Regions from separate parts of the Homo sapiens genome. Here region 2 is linked to region 1. Evidence: chromatin contacts called from ENCODE Hi-C or POLR2A ChIA-PET data. All regions are on one chromosome and are shown on one strand. The core of a region is the stretch at or near the end of the contact, and the rest is flanking DNA. Distances in the headings are between cores, read along the strand shown.

Region 1 (5,457 bases), core at 15-2,514:
TGACTTGCTTAGGCCAATAGTATGTTAAGTTAATGTGACACAAAGGCATGAAAAGCACTTGTACAATTGGGCTTGCTTACTCTTACTCCTGTACCTTTACCATGAGAACAGGCCTAGGCCAATCTGCTAGAGGATGAAACACATAGAACAAAAGCCATGTTGACCAGGCAGTCACGCCCATTGAGGTCATCCTAGACCAACGAATAGTCAGTCAACTCCCAGACATATGAGCCTAAACCAGAAGAACTGCCCAGCTGAGCCCAGCCTAAACTTCCAACTTGCAGATTTGTAAGCTAAATAAATACTCACCATTTTAATCCTCTAAGTTTTCGGGTTTTTTTTGCATCTTGTTGTGGTAATCAATAACTATTTCACTCCCTGATAAGGAGACCAAGAATTTTGTGTTACATCTTATCCATCACTGTGTCTTACAAACAGAAGTTAATAAATATTTGCTAATGGAAATATGTTAAGGACTCTCAGCTTTCATAAGGTGTCAAACTCTGAAGCTCTCCAATTTCTCCAACCCTCTAAAGTGATATGAGAGAAGTGGAATTCCAATATTATTTAAAGTTTTCTAACATTCAGATACTCTCTGAGGTAGTTTTTCTGCAGTACTTCATTTAATCTCCACAGTACCTTTGAGAGGCAGGTATGAATTTTCCCATTTTAAAGATGAAGAAACTGAGGATAAGAGAAGTGAAGTAAGTTACCTAAGGTCACACAACAAGAGTGGTAGAGCTGGATTCTCCCTGTAGGTGAGCCTGCTTCTCAGGCCAGTGCAATCTCTGCTACATTTGAATGCCTTACACCCCTTGCTCTAAGGGTTAGAACCACCTCATTTGGCCTTTCTCTAAATACCATCTTTTTCTCCAGTGGTGTCATATTTGTTTATCTTGGATCCTAGACCTTTATTAGATTTTATTTTCTCTCATCATACTGGAAGATAATCTATTTATTGATTAGCATACTTGTTTGATACTTTAAAAATTACAAATTGTTGATTTCCTTGTATTTGTTTCTAAGAAACTTTATTCATTGTAAATAAATGAGGGAAGAAGTTGCTTTCCAAAGATCTCGAGAATCTAGCATTTTCTTAGCCCAAATTTGGCCCTTACTCTGGGTTTCTGGCCCCAATATTTGAGTTGTTCTCCTCTCCACACCCAACAGAAGTTATTTTTAAGTTGCATTTTATCCAAAGAGCATTTTTCAAAGAATGCCTTGGAAGGTCCTGGAGTTTCTCTTCAGCTCAAGAACTGTCCCTTGGCCCCACCCCGTCAGTCTAGGGAGTTTATTTTGGTCTATGCAAGAGTCGCATGTTTTCTTTTGATGAAGTCATCTGGGTATTTTGCTTCCATGCCCTTGGTCCTATTTCCTTAAGAAAGGCTGGTCTCTCTGTGATCTGCCAGGGACAGAGAGGTGGGCCCTCTTTTCTGTCAGTTAAGAAGCAGAATCACCACGAAGACCCTGCCTCTCCAACCCCAACCACACCCATGGCTTCCCCTGGGTACCCCCCAATCCAAATCCTTCTCTTTCTTCTGAGCCCAGCCCATCCCCCTCTCTGCCACAGTGAGCTCCCTGACTCATGAATTTGTAACAATATCCCTCTTTTCTGAATGATTAGAAAACCTAAAACACTTGATTGTCTATTTATTTAGCACATACAGACGGTCCCCAGTGAATGATGATTCAACTTACAATTTTTCGACTTTACGATGGTGTAAAAGCACTACACATGCAGTACAAACCGTACTTTGAATTTTGAATTTTGATCTTTTCCCAGGCTAGCAATATGCAGGATGATACTCTCTCATGATGCTGGGCATCAGTGAGCCATAGCTCCCAGTCAGATGTACCATTAGAAGGGTAAACAACTGATAAGCTTCAGTGTGCTATATCCGATAAATTACCTAAGATAGTCAACACTTTATTATGAAATATGAAATAGGCTTTGTGTTAGATGATATTGCCCAATTCTAGGCTCATGTAAGTGTTCTGTGTATGTTTAAGGTTGTCAAGGCTAAGCTGTGATATTCATTGGATAGGTTAGGTATATTAAACATATTTTTTTAAAAAAAATTTATTTCGATAAGTTTTGGGGGAACAGGTGGCTTTTGGTTACAAGAGTAAGTTCTTCAGTGGTGACTTGTAGGATTTTGGTGCACCTATCACCCGAGCAGTATACACTGAACCCAATTTGTAGTCTTTTATCCCTCACCCCCCCACACACTTTCCCCTGAGTCCCCAAAGTTCGTTGTATCATTCTTATGCCTTTGCATCCTCATAACTTAGCTCCCATTTATGAATGACAACATGTGAGGTTTGGTTTTTCATTCTTGAGTTACTTTACTTAGAATAATAGTCTCCAATTCCATTTAGGTTGCTGTGAATGCCATTAATTCGTTCCTTTTTATGGCTGAGTAGTATTCCATCATATATATATAGCACAGTTTCTTTATCCACTCGTTGATTGATGGGCATTAGGGCTGGTTCCATATTTTTGCAATTGTGAATTGTGCTAGTATAAATATGCATGTGCACGTATCTTTTTTGTATAGTGACTTCTTTTCCTCTGGGTAGATACCCAGTAGTGGGATTGCTGGATCAAATGGTAGTTCTACTTTTAGTTATTTAAGGAATCTCCACACTGTTTTCCATAACGGTTGTACTAGTTTACATTCCCACCAACAGTGTAGAAGTGTTCTCTTTAAATGTATTTTTGACTAACACTATTTTCAACTGACAATGGGTTTATCAGGCCGTAACACCACTGTAAGTCGAGGAGCATCTGTACTTACTGGGTGTATACATGTGCCAGGCTATACCCTCATAGAGCTTACAGTCTACCATAGATGAAAAACCACAAATAAATATGATACATTCAGGTGGTGACAGTAATTATTTTAAACACAGGATAATGGAATGTAATAAACAGGAGGATGAGGAGGGTTACTTCAGATAGGGTGATCAGGGAAAAGAACTCTGGAAAAGTGACATGTGCATTGAAAGGACTCCACCTTTCCTCTGAGGGAAGAGTGGCCCAGGTGAAGTATATGATAAGTGCAAAGGCCGTGGGGCAGAAACTAGCCTGATGTGAGCAGAAAGAAGGCCTGTGTGGCTAGAGCAGAGAGGTAAGGGGACACTGGTGCTAGATAGGGTTGAAGGGGAAGGGTGGGCCTATCAAGTACACCAGAGGAATTAGTTTGGATTTTGCACTAAATTCAATGGAAGTATTGGAGGGTTTTAGGCATAGGAGGGATATCTAATTAATATTTATTAAAAATCTCTTTGACTGCTGTGTGGAGACTAGAATAACTAGAGGGATGCAGGAGGGTGATGGCTATTCTAGTAGAAATAATAGAGATTTGTACAAAGATAGAAGAAAGATTGTCATGATTTTTTTTACCAGCCTTTCCCTACATGTAATAATCTCCTTTCTATGTATATTAAGTTCATTTACTTTTAAACTTGGACTGTGTCTTGTATTTTGTTCTATTACTTACAAACCCAAGCCAGACTAGAACCAAGGCAGGTACTTAGATACGTGACCAATTAACTCTGTTTAATTAATTAATTTTTTTTTTCTTTTTGAGACTGAGTCTCAGTCTATCATCCAAGCTGGAGTGCAGTGGCGTGATCTTGCCTCACTGCAACCTCTGCCTCCCAGGTTCAAGTGATCCTTGTGCCTCAGCCTCCCGAGTAGCTGGGATTATAGGTGCCTGCCACCTCGCCTGGCTAAGTTTCGTATTTTTAGTAGAGATGGGGTTTCACCATGCTGGCCAGGCCTGTCTCAAACTCCTGACCTCAAGTGATCTGCCTTCCTGGACTTCCCAAAGTGCTGGGATTACAGGCGTGAGCCAATGTGCCCGGCTAACTCTGTTTAATTTTAAATTTCTATGTATTTAGATTAGGCATCTGGTAAACCACCCCTCCCCCAAACTGTAAGTTAAATTTGGAATGCACCTTTGAAGTCTTTGGGTCTAAGTCTACATTTCAATTTGCCACCTACTAAATCTTTGCATACCAACCTTCTTCTAGACTGATTCACAACAGAAATGCCCATGCCATTGGCACCAGTGTGAAGCAGTGTCTGCCTACTTGCAGATGTATGATTACCTGATAAAATAAACCCTGTCTTGTATAAGACATTCTCCTCTGGTCTCTGTACCTTGCAGCCACTCACAATCCTAACTGATATAATTGATCACTTGAACATTGTTCAGACATGCCTATACCTTCTTCCACTCTGTGAAACAGTCAATGACATATGGTGGTAGGTTCTGGGGCTCTGCCAGACACCCTTCCAAGGATTTCACACATTTACAAGGCAGCAGGTGACACCTGGGAAGTCTCCGGGCATTTTCAATGCCTCCTCTTCAACAATTTCCTCACTCACTGTCAGATCTCACATCTCACCAGCAAAGCTTATTATTCCAGGTGGCTAAACTCCTCCAGGTGAAGTGAGAATATCCTGACCTTTCTCTGTGAAGCGTCACTCTTTTTGTAAGCTCAAACAGTGTTGCTAATGGATGATGAGATGATCTACCGTGCACTTTGGTTCCTATAGGTTTCTTAGGTTTATTTGAACAAGTCTTTTCTCTGCCCCTGGTAGTTGGCTGGGTCGAGGAAAGGCAAGCCAAATAAAACCTCTGACAAACTTAAAGTTTCCTCTTTAGCTAGAGGGTACTTTTAGGGTAAGGGACTATTTGATTCTTTAGTATAAGATTTTTAGAAACAGAGGACTTTAGAGTCAGAAGAGCTCTTACACATCATCCAGTCATTTGGCAGAAGAAAAATGGGGAGCAGAAAGTTTAATTCCCTCTGACATTGGAACTATGCACTATTCTGAGTACCAAGGCAAGGCAATCTCATGTGCATAAAATATTATTTTACACTAGGCACTATAGTAGGTTTTATACACAAATTAATTTTATTTCTTCCTCCCAACAATTTTAGAAAACAAATGCTGATATCACTGTATTGCACAAGGGATAACTGAAGCCCAGAGTTTCAAAATCTTTAGACAATGTGGTAGCTTGCATTGTTATTTTCCATTTTCACCTCCTTCTCCCCATATTGGTATTTATCACTACCACATAGATGTTGGTCTTGGCAATTTGACTTGCTTTGACCAATGGAACATGAGCAAACACAGCATAGGTCACATCCATCCAAGTAAAGGCTTTTAATATGATTGCATGATTCAACTTGGTTTATTGTTCCTGTGCCCTCTGTTATGAGAAGTCATGTCCCAAAAGCTGCTTCTCCATTAACTTGGGTCTTGCAGTAAGAAATGAATCTGAGCCCACCAATGCCTGAGGAAGAGCTACAACTGACCTGTAGCCAACACTATGTAATATGAGAAAGAAAGAAATATTTTGTAAGCCATTGAGAGTTGGAATCTATTTGTTACACAGCATGGCCTAGTGAAAGGTAATGAACACAAATGGACAGAGC
Region 2 (5,314 bases), core at 83-2,582, 220 kb after region 1:
AAATACTTAAAGGGGAAAGAGCCAGTGATTGATGTAGTTGAAAAGTATAGGGGTGTCAGGTATGGCTGGATCCAGGGGCACAAACGAGATTGTCAAGTTACTCACAGTCTCTTACTCCTTCCTGTAGCTTCCATCTTTTAGTTCTGCTTATCTTTGTGTATTACCCTAGTTTCCTTATTGCAAATGCCTTCCTCATGACATTCTTACAACTTGATATCCCCAAAAGGAGAAACAAGATTGCCCAGCAGTTCTGTCAAAAAATGAAAAAGAAAAAGAAAACCAGCTGGGTGCAGTGGCTCACGCCTGTATCCCAGCACTTTGGGAGGCCGAGACGGGTGGATCACCTGAGGTCAGGAGTTCAAGACCAGCCTGGCCAACAGGGTGAAACCTCGTCTCTACTAAAAATACAAAAAATTAGCTGGGTGTGATGGTGGGCACCTGTAATCCCAGCTATTCGGGAGGCTGAGGCAGGAGAATCGCTTGAACCCAGGGGGCGGAGGTTGCAGTGGGCCGAAATCACACCATTGCACTCCAGCCTGGGTGACAAGAGCAAGACTCCATCAAAAAAAAAAAAAAAAATCCTAGGAAGCCAGAGATTCTGTATAACAAACCCCCTTAAGACTTTGATGAAGGCTATAAACTGTTTCCATAAAAACGCACATACCAAGGAAAATTACATTTTCATTCAATTTTAGATGCCGTACCCTTGTGTAAGATCTCACTATCCATGGTTTATATGCTCTGAACTGGATTTTAGTAATTTTCTAGGCCAACTCCCTCAATTTTACACATGGGGAGACTGAGGTAAATAATTTGACTGGGTCACACCAAAGCTGTAGAACCCAGGTCTTCTGCCTCTTTGTCCAGTACCTTTTACATTCCCCTGTGCTTTGTCCAGTACCTTTTACATTCCCCTCTGCTACCATCCTGTAGTTAAGTACATCCTCCAACAGAGAGCAGTCCTCTTCTTGCCTGAATAGAGAAAAGGGGGCCCTAGGAAAAGAAAAGCCCCAACTCCATTCCCGGAGAACAAGGGATCATTTGGGGAAGTTCTGAAAACATTGTGTTAGGATCACAAATCTTCTAACAAATCTTACGCAGAAATCTGATATAAGATCAGCCCATAGTGGAGTGGAGAGAAGACAGAGCCTCCTCAGCCTCCTCCTCTTCCTGAGACACTTGCTCTGGCCTGCCCCAATCACCCTGGGGTTCCACAGAATGATGTTTAAAAATCACTGGTCTAGTGTAAGCAAATGGAATTTGGAGTCAGTAGGGCCTTGGTTCAAGTCTTGGCTCTGCATGACCTTGGGCAGTTCATCTTGCCTCTTCTGGTCTAGCAAATGGACATGATCATCACAGCCCACCAGGACACACAAAGGATTCAACGAGATCATTGTAGTATAAACACCGAAATGCAAATCACTGGGCAGATGCAAGTTATAATTTGGACCTTGGATATTTGAAGCCACAAGGCACCAAAGGCATTTCCTGAGCTGCTCAGTTCTGATGATCTCATTCATTACTGGTGTTTGGAGGTCACCCAGGCAGCATAGAGAGGCGGTAGCAGCCTCCTGTTTCTTTCCAGAAGGAAGACTGGCCAAGTAGTGGCTTACATCCCCTAGAGGGTGCTAGGGTCCAGATCTGGCCCTAGCCAGAGTCTACATTTTGCTGGCCTTTCCAAGTCACTTCCTTGTAGCCAGGCTCTAGGAGGACCCAGAGTTCATCAAGAGCCCCTCAGGCAGACAGGTCCTCTCTGTTCTGATCTCCCAACTAGCAGCAAAGCAGCCCTACTATTTCCTCTCCAGCCACCCAGACTGCTGGGTCATTGTCACCACTGAAGCATGCACAGGAATAAATCTGCCAACCCCAGTCAAGAGGCCAGTGGCTTGGCAAGTGGAATACTAGTTAATTTTCCAGACCTGGACTCAAATTCCACCTCTGCCAGTTAGTAGCTGTGTGACATTGGGCAAGTTACATCATGGGTCTAAACCTCCATTTCCTTAACTATAAAATAGAGATAATAATACTAATTACTTCATAGGGACATTGGGGGATCAAATGAGATCATGAGGCTAAAACAGTTGACACCATGCCAGGCACTTGGTGAGCATCCCATGAACAGTAGCTATTAACAGAGGTAGTCATTCTTCAATTATTTACTTGGATGTATGAAATTTGGAAAATCTGGTTATAGAGACAAAACAATTCAGGTTTTTTTGGTCAGATTCCAGGTTTTAGGACTTAGGGTCCACCGTGAAGAAGAAAGACATAAATTTATCACGGAGTAAAAGAATTTTGTTGGCTGGGTGCGGTGGCTCACACCTGTAATCCCAGCACTTCGGGAGGCTGGGTGGATCATTTGAGGTGGGTGGATCATTTGAGGCCAGCAGTTGGAGAACAGCCTGGCCTACATGTGAAACCCTGTCTCTACTAAATATATGAAAATTAGCCAGGCGTGGTGGCATGCACCTGTAATCCCAGCTACTCGGGAGGCTAAGGCAGGTAATCGCCTGAACCTGGGAATCAGAGATTGCAGTGAGCCAAGATAACTCCCAGAACGAGTTATCTCACTGTCTCAAAAAAAAAAAAAAAAATTGTCCTACAGCATGAAGACGCGTTACTTAAAAAGGTCATCAGTCCAAACTAAAAATAACATTTAAACATTTAATAAAAGTTATGGAACATTCCAGGTGACAAAACCAAAATGGGTAAGGGAAGCATACATGTGTTAGGATTAGCACATCCTGTGTCAGAAGAGATGGAGGAGGGGACCAGGACAGTGGCCCTGAGCATGCACCTGGATTCAAGGCCCAGCTCTCCTACCCAAGTCAAGCACTTACCCTCTTGAGGCCAACCACTTTGTCTGTAAATTGGGGATGCAGTTAGCACCTACTTCACAAGGTTGGGATGAATAATAAATGAGACAAAATATGAAAGAGCTTGGCACAGAGTAGACACTATTTTTATTAACTATGGGGGACCTTGTATATCCTCCATTCCAGCAGTTCTCAACTTTTCCTGAATCAGCAGTTCCTTTAAGAATGTAATAAAAGCTAAAGAAAAATGAACATAGCAAGCTCAGACTTCACCTATTATTCCCACCCCGCTAAATCTCCCAAAGGACACATGGAACCCAGGTTATAAACTTTTCAACAAATATGGCTTCCTCAATATATAGAAGAAGCCAGAGAGAACATACAAGAGTGATGAATCTTGCCCCGTGTTAGACATGTGAACACAACACGGAAGGAGACCAAGACCCAGGCTCAGGGAACTCAGCCTGGGTGAGAGGCAGCAGGTCAGCAAGCAATCCCTTCAAGTACATCAAAGGTAGAGGGTGGCCCACTGGAGTCCTCACTTGGTGAGACCCCAGTGTCAGGCTCCATCTCCCATTGGAGGGATGGGGGTGATGGTGAAGTGCTCCAGGCTCTTGCAAGGAGGTTGCCCCCCAAGATTGGTTGGATTTGGAAGAATTAGCATCCTTCCACGGTTTTCCCAGCATATACCTGGACCTGCCTTTTGAAAGTTAAGAGCCAAGAATTTGACACTTTTTTCTTTAGCTTCCCGTTGACAGCCATTCCCTTGGGCAATGAGTGGCTGACTTCCAGCCGACTTGGCTGGAGTCAGAGGTTAAGTGTCCAAGCTAATTCACTGAAGTGTGGGTGTTGGGGTGAGGAGGGGGCACACAGGTATGACCTGCCCTTATTCCCTCTCTGATCTTCTTTCCTACCATCCCAGTTTGCTACTCTTCAAATGATAGGAGCAGGGGGAGCCTCACAACTCCCAGCTCAGGGACTTTGCACTTGTTGTCCCCTCTGCCTAGAGCCCCTTCTTTCCATGTGGCTTCCTCCATCACCTCCTTCTCCTCTTTGCTCAAATGTCACCTTCTCGGTGATCATCCGATTTCTCTGACTGTCCAGGTTAAAAGTGACTTCCCTACTGCCAACACTGTCCAGCACTCCCTATTGCCCTTTCCCACTTAATTTTTCTCCATAGTACTTATCACCACCTGACATATATTTTTTAAATTTATTTATATGTGTATTGTCTGTTTCCCCACACACACACTAGAAATGTATATTCCATGAGAGTGGGGATATTTGTCTGTTTTGCTCACTGTTGTGTATTCTCAGCACTTCATGTAGTACCTGACACATTGCAGGTGTTCACTAAATATTCTTGAGTGAATAAATGTGTACTACCCTGCCATGACTGTGAAAATGCTATAATAGCAGAATAGAGTGCTATGGGAAGCACATGGCAGGGGGTCCTACCTCTAAATTGATGGAGCAGTTCTGGTCAGGGAGGGCTTCCTGTAAGAAGTGGCATCTGATGAATGTCATCTGGGACTCATTGCCTGGCAACCCTGGTGTTTCCATAGTTAGTGCTCTCCCTTGTGCTCCTAAGTGGGGATGGAGTCTGAAGGCCTGCCGTCTGATTCTGGCTCAGCCCCTAAGTCCCTGGCCCTCTCTAGGGCTCTGTCTATTATCTGTACTAAGCCAGAGACAATAGCTAAGCTCTGTGGATCTGTCACTCCAGCTTTTGTTCTCCCCTCCTCGTTGCACAGTCCTCAGATAAGCTATCTTTGGAGACAACTTCATTGGGATTAGTAAGACAAACAGCTTTGGCCCTTGCTCATGGCCTTATTCAGAGAAACAGCATCTTCACAAGAGATTTACAAAACTGCTTGGGAGCAGAGGAAAACGCTAAAACCTAGTGAATGCTCTCAAATATTGTGTCAGCCACTACTGTCAGAAGCATGCTATGTCCTCACCAAACAGCACCTGAAACCCAATCAAGCACGGACACCCGTACAGTACTTCATGCACTCATTTGTTTTTTCATTCATTCATTCTACAAGCTATTCTTAAACACCTACACAAAGCTTGGAGCCAAGGACTTGAGCAAACCCTGTCTTTGCTCTCATGAAAATTTCATTCTGAAAGGGGAGCTTGTACAGTCATTCAAAATGGCCAGACGTAGTGGCTCACAACTGTAATCTCAGCACTTTGGGAGGCCGAGGCAAGAGGATTGCTTGAGGCCAGTACTTTGAGACCAGCCTGGGCAACACAGTAAGACCCTATCTCTACAAAAAAAAATTAATTTAGAAAAACCTTACATACAAGGTAGAAAGACGTTTGTGTAACACACGAGTTAAGTATTAGAACCATAGAATCAGCTAGAACTGGGTGACAATCCTGATTTTCCCATTTATTAGTTGTGTCTTCTTGGGCATGTCTCCTATCCTCTGAGAGGGTCAGTTTTCTTATTCTGGAAAATGAGAATAATACCTATCTTAAAAGGTTGTCATGAA

The links. A loop is a pair of places that touch in the nucleus more often than their neighbours do. ChIA-PET counts read pairs that join two places held with the same protein, here RNA polymerase II (POLR2A). Pooled maps may share reads with other maps.
Region 2: a loop to region 1 is called in a map of aorta, with 2.0 times the contacts of the local background. The contact joins two enhancer-like sites. A Hi-C loop is called at or near these places in 3 of 168 maps with a recorded cell type or tissue (IMR-90, PC-3 and aorta) and 1 of 50 pooled maps. POLR2A ChIA-PET finds 5 or more read pairs at or near these places in 3 of 52 experiments (CD8-positive, alpha-beta memory T cell, IMR-90 and OCI-LY7).

Annotation. Positions count from the first base shown.
Region 1 is chr5:159,751,432-159,756,888 of GRCh38, forward strand. It overlaps LOC105377688 (a long non-coding RNA gene), which reads right to left. Exons shown (of 4, transcript XR_001742949.2): 2 at 310-378. Among named protein-coding and RNA genes, the nearest start is that of LINC01847, 120 kb to the right of the region's middle. Within about 2 kb of position 1,265, at least 3 of the 41 ENCODE cell types and tissues checked have a DNase peak (open chromatin) inside an H3K27ac peak, as active enhancers do.
Region 2 is chr5:159,974,073-159,979,386 of GRCh38, forward strand. It overlaps a transcript of ADRA1B not described here. Among named protein-coding and RNA genes, the nearest start is that of TTC1, 32 kb to the right of the region's middle. Within about 2 kb of position 1,333, at least 5 of the 41 ENCODE cell types and tissues checked have a DNase peak (open chromatin) inside an H3K27ac peak, as active enhancers do.